2 separate regions of the Homo sapiens genome follow, and region 2 is linked to region 1. Evidence: read pairs that join two places in POLR2A ChIA-PET (ENCODE). Cell type or tissue: Caco-2. All regions are shown on one strand. Each heading gives the region's core, and the rest is flanking DNA. Links, peaks and the distances in the headings are about the cores only.

The links. Peaks named below come from ENCODE experiments on the same cell type or tissue, not always from the same donor. Only the 100,000 strongest peaks of a DNase experiment are listed, where the experiment ranks them.
Region 2: POLR2A ChIA-PET joins it to region 1 with 12 read pairs; 2 of 35 experiments call an interaction of 5 or more read pairs at or near these places.

What each region holds. Positions count from the first base shown.
Region 1 is chr20:60,954,173-60,964,839 of GRCh38, forward strand. No RefSeq gene overlaps it. Among named protein-coding and RNA genes, the nearest start is that of LINC01718, 120 kb to the right of the region's middle. In Caco-2, for the core only: no CTCF peak of the experiment used is centred there; no DNase peak of the experiment used is centred there.
Region 2 is chr20:61,657,202-61,667,868 of GRCh38, forward strand. The region is part of intron 2 of CDH4 (cadherin 4); the gene reads left to right. Among named protein-coding and RNA genes, the nearest start is that of CDH4-AS2, 57 kb to the right of the region's middle. RefSeq lists enhancers at 4,924-5,437, 5,438-5,951. In Caco-2, for the core only: no CTCF peak of the experiment used is centred there; DNase peaks (open chromatin) are centred at 2,763, 5,678 and 6,465; H3K27me3 peaks cover 410 bases.

The DNA.
Region 1 (10,667 bases), core at 1,832-9,831:
CTCTGTCTCCTCTCTCTGTCCTGCTCCCGCTCCACAGCCACTTCTACCAGAGGTGGCCTTCTCCTGCGCTGCTCTACCCAAGTAATGGCAAGGCTGGAGGAGTTTGCAGTGACCACAGGACGTACAGGCAAATCACCCTTCTAGGCCCCGTGTCTAGGAGTTGGACTATCAGACATCCCTCTCGAGAGTGGAATCGAGCAGGGTTTGTTCTTCTGTGTCTGGCCTATTTCACTTAGCGCAGTGTCTTCTGTGTTCACTTATGTTGCTAGGGGCTGAGGGAGGGAAATGGGGAAATAGACTCAAGTTCCAGTTAGGAGAGGTGAATAAGTTCCAGAGATCTGCTGAATCACACAGTGGTTAGTGTTACCAATACTGAATAGTGCACTTTAGAATATGTTAAGGGGCCAGATCTCACATTAAGGGTTTTTATTGCAAAATAACAAACTCCCACACAGGAACACACCAGAATGTTTAGAGGTGATGGACATGCTTTGTCTTTTGATTGTGGTGATGGCATCACAGGTGCATACATATGTCCAAATTTATCAAAATGTATAAGTTAAATATGTGCAATTTTTATCAATTATACTTCAAAAAACTTCTAAAAAGTATAGTTAAAGAATCAACTTTTCCTGTAGGAAGGGGAGGAAAGGGACTTTATCATGATAATATAGTATAATTATTTTATGTGCATTGCAAAACTAATATGTATATCATGTATATTTTATGTACATAGCAAAATTCTACCCCCACTGCAATTTAAGTTAACAATCACTGAAGACTCATTTTGTGCCAAGCTATGTACCAGGCACCTAAGACAAGGCTCCACCTGCCAGACCCCACAGTGAAATGGTGCAGAAGTGGTAATAACAGTCAAGTAAATGTAAATACATGATATATGTACATAAACTTATAAATATGAGTAGGTGCATACAATAAGCATATAAATTCATATTCTTATACTGTATATGCAATACATATATGGAAATATGTATATTTATGAGCTTTATCTCATATAAAACTTAAGATAGGATGTTGTTGTCCATCCTGTCATCATGTGCTTTTTGAAAGTGAGGAAATTGAAGCTTAGGAAGTTGAATTAACTTGAACAGTAACACAGACCTCATAATGGGGTATCCCAAAATAAGACTCTGGTGGTCCTATTCCAGAGCCAGAAATACTAATTGTCTTATTGCATTGAAGACAGACACATAAATGGTCAATTTCAATAGAATGGACACTGTTACAAAGGAGGTGTGACTAGATCCTAAATCCATCCTGAAGTTTACTCAGAAGGGAAAAGAGAACACAGCTTTATCAGAGAAATCTAACCATCCAAGAATGCTGGGTTCTTGTAACTGCTTCCATGTTCAGTTTGCTGTGGTATGTTGCTGGGTGCAAATGGATGAAAAAGTCCAGTCTCATACAGATATGCAGTTGGAAGGGAGACGGATTTCAACAGTGTTTACAGATCTCTTCAGTTCCTTGTGCACATTCTTTTTTGATACTATACCAAAACTTAGCAGCAGTCATTTTTTTAAAGGTTACATGCAATGCAAGTCTGAAGTTACATGAATTAACTTTTCATGTTCTATTAAGTGAAAATCCACTGGCCTATTTGAAGTGTAAGGGAATCTTTTACCAGTGCATAATTTGATAACATCATGTTGGTCAGTGGGAAAACAAAAGTTCACTATGTTAGGCAGATTTTCCATTATGCAATATCAGAAAATGAATAACATTTGCTAATATCACCAGATCTCATTAGAAAAGGCTTGAAGTCTGGGGATACTGCCAAGACAATGAGTGTAGATACAAGTTTTCCAAAATTTTTATTTGAACTTAGAAGCTCAAATTTTATCACTGGAAACAAATACTATTCGTTACTTTCCTCAAAGTGACAGGCTCACTTCGTTTATATTTTTAAATACACTTTTTATTTTAGCAGAGTTTTAGGTTTACAGAAAAGTTGTGAAGAGAATGCAGAGTCCACATACACCCCACATCCAATTTCCACTGGTGTGAATACTGATACATTGTTATTAATTTAAGCCCATAGTTTATTCAGATGTCCTTTGTTTTTACCTACGGTCATTTTTCTCACAGAAAAGGATTCTGGGATGCCCCACAGTCCCATCCAGGATATCACAGTGCATTTAGCCATCGTGTCTCCTTAAGCTCATCTTGGTGGTGACAGTTTCTCAGACTTGCCATATTTTTGATGACCCTGGCAGTTTTGAGGAGTACTGGTGTATTCGTCTTTTCTCATGCTGCTAATAAAGACATAGACTAAGACTGGGTAATTTATAAAGGAAAGAGGTTTAATTGATTCACAGTTCAACATGGGTGGGAAGATCTCAGGAAACTTACAGTCATGCTGGAAGGCACCTCTTCACAGGGTGGCAGGAGATCGAGGTGCCCAGCAAAAGGGGGAAAAGTCCCTTATAAAACCATCAGATCTCGTGAGAACTCACTATCATGAGAACATCATGAGGGGGCCAGTCCCATGATCTAAGCACCTGCCACGAGGTCCTTCCCACAATATGTGGGAGTTATGGGAGCTACAGTTCAAGATGAGATTTGAGTGGGGACACAGCCAGACCACATCAACTGGTCAGGTATTTTGTTGAATGTCCTTCAGTTGAGATTTGTCTGATTTTCTTTCTTGTGGTTAGACTGGGGTTATGGGCTTTGGGGAGGAAGACCACAGAGGCAAAGTGCCATTTTCACCACATCTTATCCAGGGAGCATATTTTCAACTCTTGATGTTGACCTTGATCACCTGCTTGCCTCAAGGAGCTTTCATCAGCTTTCTCCCTGATAAGGTTTCCCTTTTCTGTCACCCCCTGCACACTGTGTTCTTTGGAGGGAACTCCCTATGCAGGGTGCAACCTGTACCTAGGGAGTGGGAGTGAGGCACCCCCTCCTTGAGGTTGGAGCACCTACGTGAATTATTTGGAATTCTTCTGCACAGGAGATTGGACCTAATTTATTTTGGTGAAGATTTGCAAAATATCCAAGTCTGAACAACTGTAGTTTATCTGTCAGTTAATCTTTCAAGTAAAACTGCTGTTTCTTGAAAAACAGAGCAGTTCAGTGCTCTGCTCAAATGAGCGTACCGAGTTTTTCCTTGGGGCAGCCATTGGGTCCTGGTAAGCCACAGAAGACCCTTAGGCCCATCTCCCTCATCATCACACAAAGTGTTTGCTCAGAGCACCCAAAGTTCAAGAATTAATAAAATTAATACTTTTTACTGTTTCTATGAGTCAGTTCTTAAGTGATATTGGCATTGCTTTATTTTCCTGAAAAGCGTGGTGATGAAGGGTGCAGGGATGGCCCATGCTGTTCAGTGCCCCATCCTTGGTCCATGCAAAGGTGCCAGCACTTTTGCCTACAGTTGTTCTTGCCCCATCAGTGTTAATGCCAGTGGAAAAGACAGATAATGTCATAGTATGATTGTGAAAATAGTTTTGACTTTATGAACCCTTCAAAAGAGGGTACCCTAGAGGTACCCTGGAGGTCCAGGGGGTACACTTTGGGAACCACTGTCAGAAGGTAAAAACGTAGCTTCCTCTTGACCTAGTTAACCTTAGCTCTCCAGGTCTCTCAGAGAGAATCAAGATCAACCTGCTGTAGTCAACCTGTTGCTCTCCATGGTCCTACAGATTCTCATGGTCACCTTGACTTTGCTCCAGCTGTTCCTCATTTCTGATGCTCTCCTGTACCAGAACAATGGGTGCCTATTGGAAAAGTCACCCTGAAAGCCCCAACGCCACCTCCCCAAGGCCCCAAGTCAGGAAACCGTAAAGTCTTCCTCCTGGTTCCTTTTTGTATTCATTGTCCCCCAGATTTTAAAAATGTCTCCTGCCTTATTACTGATTAATTCATTGAACACTTATTAAGCACCCTATTGTGCTGGTCCCTGGGCTCATTACCTTGAGTGTCCTGCTCTTCCGAAGAGAGAAGATGCACTCAGCCTTTCCAGGCAAATAAAACATTAACCCTTTCCCCTGAGTCTTAAAAAATTTTATTTTGAGCCAGAGTTAAATTATCAGCATATATAAGCCTAGTTATTAATTACATTCCTTCTCATTAAGGAAGTTTCCAGGGTCAAGTTTTCAACTGAAGTTTCTAGGCAGTTTGCCCAAGTAAGGACTTCATTAAGAACCAAGGCAAACATTAAAAAAAAAATGCAGAGAGCTCAAAAGGGACAAGGAAATGGCCAGGGAAGATGGAAAGCCACGTTTTCCTAATTTACTCTCTCACCTCGGGCTCCCTCTTTCGCCCTCTTGGATCTTGGTTGTTGGGGATGAAGAGAGGCCAGCTTTGAAGGGATCTCAGTCATACCTCTAGGGCTCTCAATCTGGAAGTATTTCCAGGAGATGGAAGGAAGAATGCCAAGAAGGACTGCCTGCTCGAAAACGAGAGGTTGGTTTTGTGATTCTGTCTATTGCGATAGATTCATCTGCAAGAAACAGAATCACCAGCTAAGAATGCATTAAACTCAAAGACATGCAATCATCTCACTTAACAAAACGTTTGGAGGGAGAGGATCTTGGGCCTGATGCAGTGGTCCATTGAGGACCCAGGTTCTTCCTCTACTTCCACTCTGCCATCTTCCCTGTGTTGCTGGTTAAGCCTGGGGCTTTCTGCCCTCTGTTTGCACAGCTTTGAGTGTCCCATGCAACGATAACCAAATTCGAGACAGGAAGAAGGAAGGAGCAACTTCTCCTTTCCTCTTTTAATCAGGGAGTAAGCTCCTTCTGAGCCTCCACAGCAGTCTCCCCTTCATGTACCATTGGCCAGAAATGGTTCCATGCTCACCATGAGCCCTTCCTGTGGCAAGTGAGAATGATGTCAAGGTGGGAATGCGTGGTTTATCAAGGGCCCAGCTTCCCTCAGCAGGTAGCCGCTTGAACCAGAGTAGGGTTTCCTGAGCTGGGAAGGGGAGTGGCAATGGTCACAGGAAGGTACCCAGCACTGTTCAGCATGGTAAGTCAAGGAGACCCTTCCCAGGTCCATGTGAGGTTCCCATAGTGTGAGGCTACCAACCATCCATGTTCCCTGGGAGCAAAAGACCCCTTCCTACTCCACCTAACAGATGCAGGCATCCCAGAGAAGCAAAGCGCCCTTCCTAAGATCAATCCCAGGTCCTCCCAAAACCAACATCCATGCTCTCAGCCCTTCCTTCTCGTTGAGGATGTTATGGAGAAAATAAAAGAATCAACTGCATGGGCCTTGGACTAGAGGTTCCTTAAACAGACCCATTCTATTCCTGAAATTCTATTACTTTAATCAATCACCATGATACCAAAATGAAATGCATTTATTCACTGTCATTGTTGGGTAACACAAATTAATATGTAGATACAGATGGCACTGAGTATTTTGAAGCAAAATACAATGTATATCAAAGAAGCAAAAACCATGTACTTATAGGACTGAATAGTTTAAGCAAATTCACAGCATCATTGGGTGTGAATTTGTTGAGCAGAGCACAGCCTTTTGCCTAGAAGTGGCAATTTTTGAACAGCATTAGTTAAAAAGATAAACCTCCCCACAAAGGAGAAAATTTCTAAGACCTATATAGTAACACAATGTTTTATGGGGTGAAAAGTCATAGAGATGACAGATGAGATGAGATGAGATGAGATGAGAGGAATTGATGGATACAAGGACAGATATAGGCAGGTGGAGCATCATCGTCATTGCATATTCACCCACCCCCAACACTGAATAATAGTAACATCCAGATGGAAATCTCAATGCTCTCAGGACACCTGAGGGCATCAAAACTTTTCTAAGGCCCCAAAGCTAACTCCCTCTGAAGGGTTTTCTTGCATCAGCTCATTAGTAAGATTCTTGGTCACTTTCTACAGTCTCCACCCAGTTTTGAAATACTGAGAATTTCAAGAATTAAGATGAGCGAACTTTCTAATCTGCCAGTGTGAACATAACTAAACCAGCTTCCCTGGGAAAACCACAACTTCTGAAGAAGCCACATCTGAATGCTGGGGTCCATCAAATGCACGTCTTGCATTTGAAAATCAAGGGTATCCCCCAGAGGAGCCTGCACCTGGAGACACACTTTAAACCACTCATTCCTCTGGGAGAGAAATAAATTCCCAGTATTTTAGTAAATTGCTGCCTAAGAAGGGCAGAGAAGAGACAATAGAGTCGGTTGCTTCAGTTCCTTGTGACTTCAGAAACCACTCAGGAGACCGGAAACTTTCCCAGCTTGTTATAAGATTAATAATTTCTGGGGTCTTGCTTACACAGAAATGGAAAAATAGAAGATTGTTTCGTGTTCATCTTTTCTTCCCACCTCATGCATTTTTCTTCTCAAGCATTCACACTTTGCCTCAGCTGAAGAGTTATTTGATTAATTTGCCGTTTGGTTTATTTTCCTTGTGACACCATCTTGCCCTGCAGTGTCGCTGGGCACCCTGGCCTCACCCCTGGCTCTGAGCCCATGGGTTTGGATTCTATCGCTGGTCTAGGCAGCTGACTCCGCTCACACTTCTGATTCTCCCATCGATGGTGCCACCTGCTCTGCTCTGGAAGCTTCTGGTTCCTTGTCTGCCAGCAGAGACATTCACACCTGCACCACAGGTGCACCCACATGAAGAGGAGGCTGCTCATCCACTCTCTGTGCCCCCTACTTTCCTTGTTACCAAACCCTCAGAATCATTTCATCACCATCCAAATTAATGTTAATAGCACCTATCATTTCTTGGCATTAACACATTACCCTAACAGTACACGAAAGACGTTACATGTGCTCTCTGGGGCAAGCAGAGTCCTAAGATGGACCCCAGTGAGTCCTACCCTTGTGCAATCCCCTCACCTTGACCCTCTAGCATAAGCAGAGCCTCTGAGTTGCTTCCAGTCAACAGAACACGGCACAGGCATTGGGATGTCTCTCTTGGCTACATGGCACCCCACAGAGATGTCATCTTCACAGACTGCACTGGAAGAAACCCCTGCTGGCCTTGAAGGAGCCTCCATGTCATCAGAGGGTCTATGAGAGTTGGCACCCCTAAGACCTGAGAACAGCTCCTGGCTGACAGCCAGCAAGAATACAGAGACCTCAGTCCTACAGCTGCAAAGAACTGAATTCCAGCCAACAGCCATGTGAGCTGGGAAGAGAAATCAGAGGAGCACTGCCTGGCTGACACCTCCGCCACCAGCTGAAACCCCACGCTTGACCATGAAAATGTATCCTGAGATCAGTGCTTGCCGTTTTAAGTCACTATATTTGTGGCACTTTGTTCTAGACCACAGATATCTTCTACACTGGCTCATGGAATTCTCACCACAGCCGCAGAGCACAGGCAGAATTAATGTAGTGCTTCTCAAAGTGTGGTCCTCAGACCAGCAGTGTCAGCATCCTCAGACCAGCAGTATCAGCATCCTCAGACCAGCAGTAACAGCATCCACAGACCAGCAGTATCAGCATCCGCAGACCAGCAGTATCAGCGTCACCTAAGGGCTTGTTAGAAGGGCCAGCTCTCAGGCCTCTCCCCAGATCTGCTAAATCAGAAACACTGGGTGTGAGGCCCAGCAGTCTGTACTTGGGCAAGGCCTCCAGGTGACCTTGGGGCACCTTCAAGCCTGAGAACCACTGGATCAGCCAGCTCTTTAAAGTTGCAGGTGATGAGAAACAAACCCCAAATTCTCTTCGGCACCGCGCAGGGAGTTTGTGGCCTTGTCAGGTAGGAAAATGCAGAAGGACGACTGGCTTTAGGCTCGGCTGGATCCAGGAGCTCAGCCTATTGTTGACTTTGATTTGGCCACATCATGGCTACAGGTGGGCTGTGAGTGGAGAGAGGTGAGGTGCATCAGAGGACAGCCAAGCTCAGAAAGAGGAGTGGATGGACATCGACAGGAAGCAAGCACAGAAATTGCAGGTGCTCCCCGCACAGTGAACAGTGTTTGTCATCTTCACCTCTCAGATAAGCAAACTGAGGACTCCAGAGTTAGGAATGTATCAGGGCCTCAAGGCTGGGATGTGGCAGAACAGAAACTCAAACCTGCTTTCCTTGTTCCTAAATGTCATCTAACTGAGTTACCCAGGATGGCTTCCAGAAGAGGCGAGCATGTGTAGGAAGAGGGGGCACTTTCTTTTTTTTCAAAAAAAGAAAAAGCTGCAACTCAGGAAGGGAGGCGGCCAGTCTCCCAAAGTTCACCTAATAAGAGGATATCAGCCCAACCATCTTTCATATTCTAACCCTGTGTGACTTTGGGTTGCTTTGGGGGCCTCTGAGGACATTTTTCTCACTGGACATCACTGCACGGTTGTCCAGGTTACTCACTTCCACAAAGCCTGATGGGCTCCTCCATGTGGAAACCAGAGCCAGGTGTGCCACCCAAGCAGGTGCCCTCACCCCAGCCATGGCGGGACTGTCTGTGCAGCTTCCAACACCCGCCTCCCAGAGCAGCAGGGTGAAAGTCCAGCTTCCCTGGGGAATCAGTCATTTCCCCTCAGGCCAGTTCTCAGCATCCCTGGAGATCATCCTAGGGTCCTCAGTGAAGGCAGCAAATTGCATAACAAAAACTTTATCAGGAGGAGAGTTTGAAAAAGCCTCTCTTGGAGGGCCACAGTGGGTTTCGGTGAGGTAACCAAAGTCTCCTTTCCCAGGTGAGGACTGAAGCCAATTAGCAGCTCAGGGGCTGAGACGCTGGCCTCAAACTGAAACATCAGCAAATTCTGTGAAACTTGGTGAGATAAAGAATCTCATTTAGGACTAAAGAAGACTTTTTCCTCTCTTGTCTCAGATTCTCTACAGATACAATCATTTTCAGAAAGCCAGTAGCAAGAAAAAAAAATTTCCACGGTTCTCTCATCCCAGAAATGCACTCAGTGACTTGATGTTTTTAAAATACATATTCAAGATACAATAAGGAGCTTCAAATATTTTTAGATATCATGCAGTGCTGGAGAAGTGAGAGTGTGGAGAAAAGCAACTGCCCCATGCTGAACCCAGTGCAAAGCACCCTGATGACAGTAAGAAGTCAGCCAGGAGTTTTATACATACTTACCATGATCAAATAGGTGTAAAAACATCAGGAGAAGTGTTGAAGTAAACTTATTTGTAAGAGGCACATTCAAAATTTCCATTAGAAAAGTTACCAAGCACGTGGTTTATATGCTCATGTAAACTTTTCTGGGAAAGTCTCCAAATTTGTTGAGAACATGGACAATTTCTACCTAGTTCCAGTGATGTGTTTGGATTCTGGTCCTTGGAAGACAGAAAAAATTACCCTTTACTGAGAAACGCTTTCCTGTGAAGACACTGATTACAGAATTAAAAGATGCCCACTGTATTTCCATCGTGAAACAATGCACACAGATTCCTAAGTACTATTTACATTGTTGAAAATAGACTGTGTGACTCCCAGGCATGTTGTGGTCTGTCTTGTATATGTAGGAGGTTTGCTGTTGTGATTTTTAAATGTTAGAAAATTTCATTTAAAAACAGTAGCTCTTCTCAATCCAGTTTCAAAATGCAGTCACACATATGCACCACAGAACAGTATGATTATATTAATCTTCTTTCATGATTCTGAACTTATATGCAATACAATGGGCAGACACTAACATCTCCAATTTCTCATGAGTACTTTTGAAAGCTGCATTTCATTTGAAAGCAATATTTACAAAACTCTCACTTGGCTGTGGTTTTTGCATAGCGATTAATTTTCAATAGAGGAAACCTGGAGAAAATTCCTTCATCTTTTCCCTGGTTCTCTTGGAAGGATTAGAAAATGTGGTGTTAGCTCCTGCAGCTTTCCAGTAACCATTTGGCATGACCTCTCGTTACCGTGTTATTGGAAAGAACACAGGATTCTTTGGGGAACACAGATGTGGCTTCTGCACACATACCGTGCTGGAAGGTTAAACTGTTAATGCCAAATTTCTTTACAGATGAATTTACCTTTTCCTGATGCAGAGATGCAACTGAGGATTGGGGATTTAGGATAATCTTTCAGGGAAACAAATGCAAACACTGTACAAACAGAGATGGGTGACGTTAGCACTCTGCAGGCCCACCTCCTTGCTGAAACCTGCCTCCTTTCTATCTGAGGACAGCTGTCACTCACTTCCAGAGTCCATTTTAATGCTGTGATGATGTTTTCACTCCAAGGCAGCTACCACGGGCCTTTTGTCTTCCTGTCATTCTCTCTGCATTAAAATATTAATATGCATTCTCTGAAGGAATTATTGATGAAGTATAGATTCTGGAATAAAATGGATATTTCTCATGACTTCAAAACTGATTGACTAATCCTGGGTCATATCTACCACTAGATTGATTTGTTAAGGTTTTATGAAAAGAAATAGGAATACTAATTGATATTGAGGATGAAAATATGGCCTGAAGAAAGCATAACTACAAATCATTAGACAAAATCAAGTTGGCTGTTTTAGTGTGGCCAGCTAGTTGTACTTGAAATGTGTAGGATGGGGGAGCTTTTGTGCAATGAGAGGTTGGGGGGAGGTAGCTTTTGTTCAACACTCTAAATCTGAACATCCTGATAGATGTTATTTATTTATTATTTATTTATTTTGGAAGAAGGTTTATTGTAACACTGGCTACTGGTTACCTCCTTTGGTTGCAGTGACAGAAACTGAATTCGAATCAGCTTAGGCATGATGGAGTCAT
Region 2 (10,667 bases), core at 1,041-9,040, 700 kb after region 1:
AGATCTCCTTCTCATCCTATCTCATGCAAATCTGTTTTTGACACAAACTTAGCTGCTAACAAAACAAGGTTGATTCTCCTACATGCTCTGAATTACGTACGCAGAAGGAGGCTCTGCTCCCCAAACGGGTTGCTTCCACAGAACCTCAAATGGTAACCTGTACACACTTCGCAGATGTATCTTTGAATAACTTCTATAGTTTAGGGGTTATAAAGATACAACCACAAGACTATTTTCAAAGCACCTTAATAATGCCGAGCTTAACCTATTAGTCTTCTGCCCTTTTTTCTCATTTACCAAAAAACATTCTAAAGGATCTCTGCGGAGGCAGATAAGTAGTCTTCCAATTCCCCAGATGGGGAAAACGTGGGGCAGAGTTTCTCCTGCCCTATTCAAGGTTACTGTGAAGGAGAAGACAAACTGTCCTGGAAAGATCTACAGAAGTTGGATGGGCCTTCCATGGCTTTGTGCATTGACATCTGTGCTTTGCTGAAGGGACGTCGATCAAAATGAAGATATTTGCAGAATGCTTAAGAATATAAATGCAGCATTCACCTCGTAGTAAAATGTGGAGCTACATGGGATTTGTGATGGGCCAAAAATCAATAGTGTTAAATCCATGTCAGTAAAATAACCTAATCCTTTAAAAATACAGTGCTGTGCCCATTTGTGCTACGTCACGGTGCCGGGCCTGGGAAGGACACATGTGGAGTGAATTAGAGGCTCGTCACCGGTGGGAGCCAATGGCACTGTGTGTCTTGTGGTTCTGCTTTATGACCCTTTACTGGAGGGAAGCAGAGTGGATTAAGGGAACAGGGCCCCACACAGCTGATTATTTCACCAGCTAATAAGTCTCCCAGGACCCCAGCCAGGCACAGGAGCTCCAGCCTTCCTGCAGGTGCTAAGATCTGGCTGCGCTGTTGGCTGTTGCTTCCCCTGGAGGCTGCTCTCGCTTCCAGATCTCTCTATTAGAGAGGGTTCAAATGCATCTGCAACCCCCGAGCCATCCTCCCTTCCAAGTTCCAGATCTCTATTAAAGAGGGCTCCATCGCACCTGCAACCCCCGAGTCACCATCCTCTCCGAGCTCCGGATCTCTGTATTAGAGAGGGATCCAACATGTCTGCAACCCCGAGTCATTGTCCCCTCCGAGTTCCAGATCTCTCTATTAGAGAGGGCTCCATCGCAGCTGCAATCCCTGAGTCATTGTTCCCTCTGAGCTCGCAGGTGCCCAGGCACCTCAGAGACACTTCCTTCCACTTGGGGTGCTCTGATCTATAGGCTCCGGGTGGGATGAGTGTCCAGGGTAGGACCCCGGGAGCCTGCCCTGCACAAAACTCAGGAGGCCGAGTACCTGCAAGGAGCAAAGGATGGGTGGCCCAGGTCGTTATACACACCAGTGTGGCCCTGGGCAGGGGCTCGCCACCCCATACATGTCCTGGCCCAGGAGCCCTCCTGTCTCAGCACCAGCTGGGGCCCGGGCTTGGGGGTCTGGGGCAGAGCTGTCAAAAGCCCAAGTACCCAGGAACAAAGGAACTGGATAGTCAGAGCTGGGGGAAATACCACCCCCCCACTCCCAGGCAGCAACACCCACAGTGGACATGGAGGCAGACAGGCCTGGTGGGTGAGGCCGAGGGAGGAGGTTGTCCTGTCCTAGTGAACCCAGGGAGGACCAGGGTAGGGGGGAGTGACATGCGGAGAAGGTGTCCCCACAATTCAGAGTGAACCCTTAGATCTCCCTACATCTGTGGCCCCCGGAGCAGCGGCTCACCCTCAAGGCGTTTCTAACAGGCCCCCAGGCTGCTGTGGCTGGTCTTGAACTCATGGTGAGAATCAACCTCATACTCCAATAGTAGCTCCCAATCAGTCTAACACTAAACTGTTCACGGTCGTAGCACCCAGAATGTATTTGATTGGTAAGTGAAATCAATAACAGCAACACCCAAGAGACAGGAAGGAGGGCCTGGGACACGCCACGTGAGGCCCTGCACCACCCGTGACACTCGTGGGGGTTTGAAAGTGGACTTGGATTCTTGTACATCGGGTTAGTGTAGATTGCAAACTCTAGGGCAACCACTAAAACATTATGAAAAGAAGCACAATTGATCCGCTACGGAGAGAAACAGAGTTTTATAGAATGCTCATTTAAAACCAGGGAAGGCAGAAAAAGAAGAAAATGAAAAGAAACAAAGAACAAGTGCAGGGAAGAGAGGGGCTGCGCTGCCCCCCACCTGGGGAGGGGTCTGCTCAGTGGGGCCTGGAGGAAGCTGCCTGCTTCCTGGAGCTCTGGCCTGGCTTTCAAGTGAGCGAAGGGTCTCAGCGGCTTGGAGACAGGAGGAGGGTGGGCCTCAGGCATCCGAGGCTTGGAGGCAGGAGGAGGGTGGGCCTCAGCCATCTGAGGCTTGGAGGCAGGAGGAGGGTGGGCCTCAGCCATCTGAGGCTTGGAGGCAGGAGGAGGGTAGGCCTCAGCCATCTGAGGCTTGGAGGCAGGAGGAGGGTGGGCCTCAGGCATCCGAGGCTTGGAGGCAGGAGGAGGGTGGGCCTCAGCCATCTGAGGCTTGGAGGCAGGAGGAGGGGTGGGCCTCCGGCCCAGGAGCTGGGGCAGGCTGCTTGCAGCGAAGGCCTGGGTGAAGTGGGCGGGCAGAGGCAGGGCTGCAGCTGCAGCCTCTGGAAAAGGAAGCAGCTCCACCTTCTCCTTTGGCTTCCTCAGTCTGTCCCCACCGTGTCTCCTGGCCCCTCCCCAAGCCTGTCTCTGTTCCTGAGTTGTCTATTCCATGCACAGTGGTGGAAAAGCTGCTGAGCAGGGTTCTGGACTCCTGCTTTTCCGGCTGTGATACCCGCTCCCAAGGGGGCAGCTCCTCGGGGATCTGCACCAGCGGTCTTCCACCCCGGAGCTAAGGATGGAAACACCCACAGGTGGCTGCGGCCGGCTGAGCCTTGGGTGACGTGGCGACCTTCCTTTCTCTGACCTTCGTCTCTGGGTGGCCCAGCAGCCCCCATGGGAGCCAGAGGCCGCCCCTCCCCGTCTTTCCTTCTTGTCTTCCCCTGCCTTGGAGCGTGGCCCTGCTGCCCTCCACTTACAACAGAAACGCCCGCAAGGCATCTGTTCTCTTCTTATCAAACAAAGAGTGTTTAATAACTATAATTAATTCACTTTGGTGCTCCTATGAATCAGACATATTAGACAGAAGTCAGTGAATGTTAGCAGTAAAATGCCTCGAAGTGTTCATCATCGAAGGCAGGTGACGCCGGGACTCGCTTGCACCTCACTCTTGGTTCTGCTTTCCCCCAAGTCCTGCGTGTATCCATTTTCAAACATCAGCCGTGGCAAGTCTGTTACATGTGGGTGCGCCTGACTGTTTGAATATGGATTGTGTTTGCAGCTCAGGAGGCAGAGGGGTGGACGGGGCGGTCGTTCCCGGCAGGACCTGTGGGTTCGTGGATGTCACTGAGTCTGGACCCTCTGAGTGGGATGCGACCTCACTCTTGGCTTGGGTCCCAGAAGGCCTAGTCCTCAGCCACCCTGGGCCACCCGGGTTTTGTTTGGCTGGCAGTTGCTTTATACCTGGTTGTTACATTGAAGAAGTAGGTGCTTCGTGGAGATACCTGGACTCCCGCGTGGAACACCCAGCAGGGGTGGAGGAGCCTCTTTGCCCGGTTTCCACAGTCCTGGCAGCTCCACCTGGGCAGCCTTACCGGGACTCATGGTCCCGCAGCCTCTGGAGTTTGTGACTTTGCTCAAGGCCAGCACTAATGAGTCCTCCATCCTTTTCTGCTCTGAATTGCTACTAAGAGCAGATTCTAAAAAATTCTAGTGGCTTTAACAGGATCATTGCCAGAAAGAAGCCATGGATGGAGGGAGGCGGCATGGACAGGAGGCATGGCGGGGGGGGGGGAGACACAGTGCCAGGCTCATGCCAGGTGGGTGCGGTAGGGCAGCTTCTTGCATGTTGCACCTGCTCCCCAAGCTCCACCTGGGAAGGGCCAGAAGGGCCATGGCTGTCACCGTCAGCCGGTGGTTCCGCCCGTCTGGGAGCTGGGAGGCCAGCACCCCCCAGGCTCTCACCAGGCCACCTCTGCAGGGCCAGCTCAGCCAGATGGGAAAGCTGGATTTTGCATCATAAGTCTTGTGTTTTCAGCTTGGAGGGTGGAAGTGAGCACATCATTCTGCCTCAACAACAGGAGGGAAAATGTCGCAAACCAAAACTAAGTCTCTGTTAGAACAAGGTGGTGCTCTCAGATAGCCCTTTAAGTGGGCTTTGCTTTCTGACTTTTTTTTTTTTTTTTTTTTTTAACACTCATACATGTCAGAGTTGGGTCTATAAAGAAACTCTTCTTTTTTAATAGCTGGAGGAAGGGCCTACAGTTGATGCCATCTGCGTCACGGGCATGATCTGACATGCGTCTTCCCAATTAACCCAGGATTAAAAAGAGGGTCTTAGGACCATGGATCCTTCGTGTTTGTCACCTTTGCCTTTGTGTTTGTCACCTTTGTGGCAAGTTGTTGCAAAGACGTCACAGCCACCGCACACATTTCCACTTTGGGTCTGGACTGACCATCTTTGAGTGTCCGCCCATCATTCACCAAACACTGACGCGGCTCGTATGACAGGCCAGGTCTCTGGCAGGTGCGGAGGGTGGGTGCGCCTTCTATGGATCCCCATTTAAATGACCTCATTCACTTGATATTGTGCCGCGGTCCTGTAACATGCAACTGTTGTAGGCACTGGGCAAAGGGTCCACAGGGCCTCCCTTTGCAACTCCCTGTGAACCTCAAATTCTTCCAGGGTACATGTTTTTTAAAAGGTTAATTTGTGAAACCCCAGGTGTGTTGGAATGTCACATCCTATCTGCCTTCCCAAGCTGGGTTTCTCTGGGATTTACCTCCAAGAAGCAGCCTTCCATCCCCCACCACAGGCACAGACCTCCCCTTTGAACCCCAACTGACCCCCCTAATCTGCCATGGCCTGGTGTGTGATCGATGCTGGTAGACCATGCTTTGAGGGAAGTTGTAAAGACAGAGTTCTTCCAAACTGGACCTGCGCTGGACTGCTTGGTGAGAGCGCGTGGGAATGGCCGTGGCAGAGGTAGGCCCTGGGCCCCTTTCTGGAGCCATCGCTGGCTTCCTGGAGCCGCACAGCGCAACCTCTGTCAGGGCAAGTGTAGCACCAGGTTGTGCTGTCCAATTAATGATGAAACAACCTGTCCTCAACGTTCTCAGCTCCGTGCGCGGCTTCACCATTCCGAGCTTGGGAGGACGAGGGCGGCTGCCCAAAGGCACAGGGAAGAGAAGCCTGAATGAGACTCGGACTGAAAGGGACAGGAGCTGGGGGCTGGGGGGCACAGGACGAGCACACAGAGGCCCCCTGAGTCCCCAGCTGTGGCTGTGTGCCTGGAGGACTGGGGCGTGAGGAAAGGACATCTCGCAGGGCGTCAAGTGCACTCAGTCCCCAGGCTGATTAGAGAGAGGAACGGACAGTGTCTGAGGTGAAGCTGTGCCCAGCTGCTCGCGTGGCCAACACAGGGCGGCTCACCTGGACTCCGGCCAGCAAGACTCGGGATGGCGAGGGTACCTGTGCACGCAAATGGGAGGTACCGTTTCCTGCAGCACCCCAGGGAGGCTCACACAGTGCCCTGCCCTCCTATCTCCATGTCCGCCTACAGGGTAGAGCCGGTGGTGCAGGCCCAGGATCGGGACACAGGTCCAGCAGAGGACTGTTAGCGGTCCCTGACTCAGCACCCATCTCTGTCCACTGAGACTCTGCCTGTCCCTCAGGGCCTCTCCTCCTCCCCTCCCCACAGGCACTGGCACAGCGGCCCGGGGTAGAACCCATGGCCCTGACTCACCTCCCCCTCCACCATGGTATTGATGACAATGCTGCCCAGCGCAGGCAGTGTCGACATGAAGCAAACCATTGTTAAAATATTGACTGGAGGAGAAATGGAAATGAGGCTACTGGGCCTGCAGCTCCATGAGTGTCCACGCCTCCGTGTGTGGACTGATGAGGTAAACGTTCTGTGACAAAGCCCCTGTCCCAGAGGAGCTTTCATCGAGGGCTTGGCGCCCACGACAAATGAGTCCACGCAGGAAAGGAGTGGCACCCGCAGGAGGCCTGTGCTGCGGAGCTCCTGGGAGGGTGACGCTGGGGCAGGGGCTGCTGCGGACAAGCGTTGGGAGGCCTCTCTGAGGAGGCAGTGTTTGCGCTGAAACCTAGAAAAAGAGCTGCGTAAAAGACAATAATTCTGAAGGCTCTGGGTCGGGGGCATTTCAGGCGAGGGTCCTAGAAATGCCAATGCTGGGGATGCCGCCGAGTGGGTCAGAGGGGCCGGAGGAAGGTGAACAGGGCAGGGGGCAGTGGGGCTGGATTTTATCCCAAGTGAGTCGGGAGCTGCTGGGACGGCAGGACCGGGTGTGTGTGTCCAAGAGACCATCTTGGCTGCCCAGGGGAAGCGGGGACTCGAGGAGAGCAGGGAGTGCTGTCTTCCCGGCGGGAGCTGGCGGTACTGAGGAAGGACGTGCAGAACCAGGCAGGGCTGACAGACGCGGGGTCGGGGGAAGATCAGGAGCTCCCGGTGTCCAGGCTGCACAATGTGGGCACCACTGAACACGGGGTAAACCAATCACCAGTCACTCCCACGCTGGGTCTTCCAGCTCCCTCGAGGCCGCCCTGGCCCTCCACACTCCCACCGCTGGCGCCAGCATCTGTGCCCGCGGCAGTTTAGAGTGACACTGTCCTCTGTCCAGCACCGGTCCACGTTGAGGTGTCTGTGTGCCACCGGGACCCTTCCGTAGACATGCACCATGAAGACCAGGCCTGGTGACAGGTGCTGAGGGGTCCAAGGGCATTGTGTGGGGGCTGACCGGGCCTCAGTCAGTGCCAGAGAGGACGCCCTGCATGTGTGATTTCCACTGACCCTGCACCGTGGGCCATCCCAGCCTCTCCCCAGTGGAAATGCCTCCCTGCACAGGGTCACACCACTTGCCTCTAGAATCCACCCACTGGGAGAGCAAGTCCAAGGCAGACCCTGGGCCTGTCCGCCCACCCTCCTGGAGCTGTGCTGTCACCTGCCTCTTGACATCCACATGCCCCAGGCATTGCAATGGCCCCTTGTTTATTCCTGTTGCTAGTTTTAAGTCAAAAGCAGGATGGGAAGGATAGGGGACTCCTGGGCCTGGGAGTGGGGTGGGGGCAGAAACCACAGCTGGGGCATGGGGAGAGCTGGTCCCCACTCCTGTGTGGCTGAACACCGCGGCCTTTGCAGCATTCTTCCTTGAAGATCTCCGAAAATGCAGCAGCCTGCATCAGCCGGGCTGGGAGCCGGGCCCAGGAGTCTGGTTTTAAAGCAGCATGCGGAAAGCTGAGAACCCACACCGCATCAAGAGACCCAGGAGCAGGTCTTGCCCCCAAGACCCTCACACGAACACTTCTACTCCCTGAGATGCTTGTGTTCAGAGATAGAGCCTGGGCAGCCCAGAGAAGTTCTCTCAGCCAAGATTCTTCCAGTGACATCTGTGGACGTTGGCTCAGAGCCCAGGCTTCCACCTCAAACACCCTGCCCCAGTTCCTTCCTTCCAGGGGTCTGCCTGCTGAGAAATCAGCAGACTCCCAAGAAATCCATAATCTGTTGCTCTAATGTGGCGTCTTGGTGTCCACAATTTAGACCAATCTTTTCAACACTTATTTGGAAGAGGAAAGCAGCATGAACTGAATGAAGTTTCTTGAAATTAGCAACAGTCATCATATCTGAACAAAGAGGCTGCCCAGAAAATAAGTTTGACAGTTGAAATTACTTCTACCAACCCATTCGTCTGAGATTGAGTAAATGAAAATCTCTAGCTGCCAGGATGTCACCACGTGGGGACGTCGCTGGCACGGGTGGCTCCTCCCTGAGTCAGAAGGGAGGTGGGACGAGTTGAGAAGGACAATCCAGCCGGATCCGGGTGCCGCAGCCTGAAGGGCCCGTGTCTGTTGAGCTGATAGTGGCGTCTTGGTCACACATCACAGACGGGAAGGCGAGCACCATGCTGGTGGGCTGGGGGCGGCCTTGGCCTCCAGACCCAGGAAGCTGCCACCAGGGCTCCCGCCCTTCAATTCGGCAGCTGTTTCTGCTGTTCTCTGGCTTGGCCAGGGTGCTTAATGCTCACTCGTGAAATGGCATACCCAACAATTTGACCTTTCATCAGTTAAGCGATGCTAAAAACAAAAGCAGCCTGGATGTGCAACTGTGGGTTGAGGGGAGGCTGCCCGCAAAGACCAGGGTAGTTTCTCATCAAGGGTTTGCCTTTGAATTTGCAGAGTGCCTTCTTTCCCTGGGTTCTCCCTTTTCGGAGAGCCGAGGTCCCCGTCAGATCTCCTAGTGGGTGATAAATTCCCCCCATGAAGCTCACGTCCCAGGCGGAGGGGCCTGGAGCATCCACCAGCAGCGCTTTGTGATGATGGATGCGAACGAGTGCTCCCGGCAGGCTCATGTTTATTCATTTTTGATGAGGTGTGCACGCAGCCAAGGGCAGCTGAGCTGTCTTACAATACACGGGGGTCACCTAACATCGGATTTATCTCCGACCTTTGAGTGTCTACAGGCAGGCTGGTGGCTGCTGCATGCACAGCGTACACGGTCCTCCAGCAAACCACAGCTGCATTCTCTGGACCCTGGGAATCTGCCAAGCGATATTGGCTGTCAGGAAGCCCAGGAAAATCGCAGCGGTGGGACCGAGGGGCACCTGCGGCTACATATTAAGGTCACGCGTTGGAAGGTTGGTTCCTGCAGTTCTGGGCGGGGTCCAGGTGGGAGAATGGCTGGGGACTCCAAACGCTGACCCTGGCCATCCCATACCATCCAGCCAGCCCCACCCAAATGGACGTTGGGGCCCAAATCCCACTTGTGTTTTCCAAAACGGCAGACAGAAACTGCAAGCCCCATCTTAATCCTGGCTTGCAAGTAAGGCCATGGCCTCCTGCCCTCATCGTCAGGCTATTCTTGATTTTCCCTGCCAAAAAGTGGGGTGGCTGTTGCCACACTTTGTCCAACAGCAGTCATGCCTCCCCACAAGAGATGGCTGCACAGATGAGAGCCACGGTGCCTGGAGCTGGGGAGTCGGCCCTGTAGACGAACTTGAAATTCACCTGAAGAAAAGCTGCTAAGTGAACACCAGCTGCTGCCGGCACAGCCAGGGCCACTGCGTCCCTGCAGCCCGAAGAAATCCACTTCTGCCCTTGGTGCTGGAGCCAATCCCACTGGCAGTGCACAGGCATCAATGCTATGACTTCCATGAAAACAGCCATGGGCTCAGGCGGACAGACTCCCTACAGAGGGAGGATGATGGCATGGCTGATGCTGGCCGAGGTCCACTGAATTCAGAGTCCACATGGAGGACGGAGCTGAGGCCTAGGGCTCACAGAGGCCACATCCGCAGAACTGTTGCTTCCGGAGGGCCAGCCCAGGCAGGACTAGGGACTCCAGGAGGGATCCCATCCCCCTGCAGAGCCCTGAGAACCCCCTCCGCCCCAGATCGCCACTCTCCACACACAGCTCCTGGCTGACCAGATCTTACCCTCGATGGGGTGTTGGGAATCTGCCGGCCACAGTGGCAGGAAGCTGCTCACAGCTCACTGTCAGGAAAGGGTGAAAGAGGCATGAATCCGAAGACAGCAGAGTCTGGGCCCAGCTTCCGCTTCCCCTGGGAGTGTGGTTACACTTGCCAGGGTGGGGGTGCTGTCTTGAGCAAAGCCTGGAGAAGGGTGAGAAGCATCCCTCACCCGCACACCCGGTCAGTCTGTATGTCCAGACGACTGCTCCCTGGCAGCCCACGCAGTGCTGGCACCACAGTCTGTATGGACCGTGCCCTTTGGGCATGACGCCACCATCTCATAAGCTGCACCCAGGGTCCCTGTGGATGTGCTTGATCAGAGAAAATTGGGACAATGTGATGGAGGCAAAGAAGGGGCCGGTCAAGCCAGCACCTGGAGCCACAGTGGTGTGGGAGGCAGGGAGCATGGGGCCACCCCACCCTCAGGAAGGCTGAGAGGGTCTTGGGCAACCAGGTATGTGGAGAAACAGTCGGCCGGGATGGCCCTGCTCACGGAGCCCTCGATGCACATCCCGCCCACCCTGGGGCTCCGCATGCAGCATTTCTATGCACACCATCCTCACCATTCTGTGAGCCAGGGACCACCATGAGCCCTCTTGACAGATGAGGAAACCGGGGAACAGAGAAGCGGGGTTGCATGTCAAAGGTCACAGAGCCAGAAAGTGACTTGGGACTCAAAGGCGGATCTTTCCGCTTTCAAACCTGTTTCCAGAGAGGGTGGCCGGCACCAGATGCTGGCATAATGCGCCCAGACGGCCCCACTGCACCAGCTGCACATGTGAGCATACACGTGTGCCCCCACACACACCCTGGGAGGTGATGGCCCAGGACTGGGTAGGGCCTGGGCTTTGTGTGTGGCACACACACACACACCTGCACACGTGCATGCACACTCATGCCCTGGGAGGCAATGGAAGGGGTCGGGCTGGACTCGGGTCTTTATGTGCCCTATATCCTGCTCTCAGCCCACTGACCTTGCTGCTGGGTCCTCGGTGAGTTTCCTGGACAAGCAGGCCAGGAAGAGTGAATGAATGCAAGGGCAGAGGAGCAAGGAACTCGTTCTGAACAGGAAATGCACGT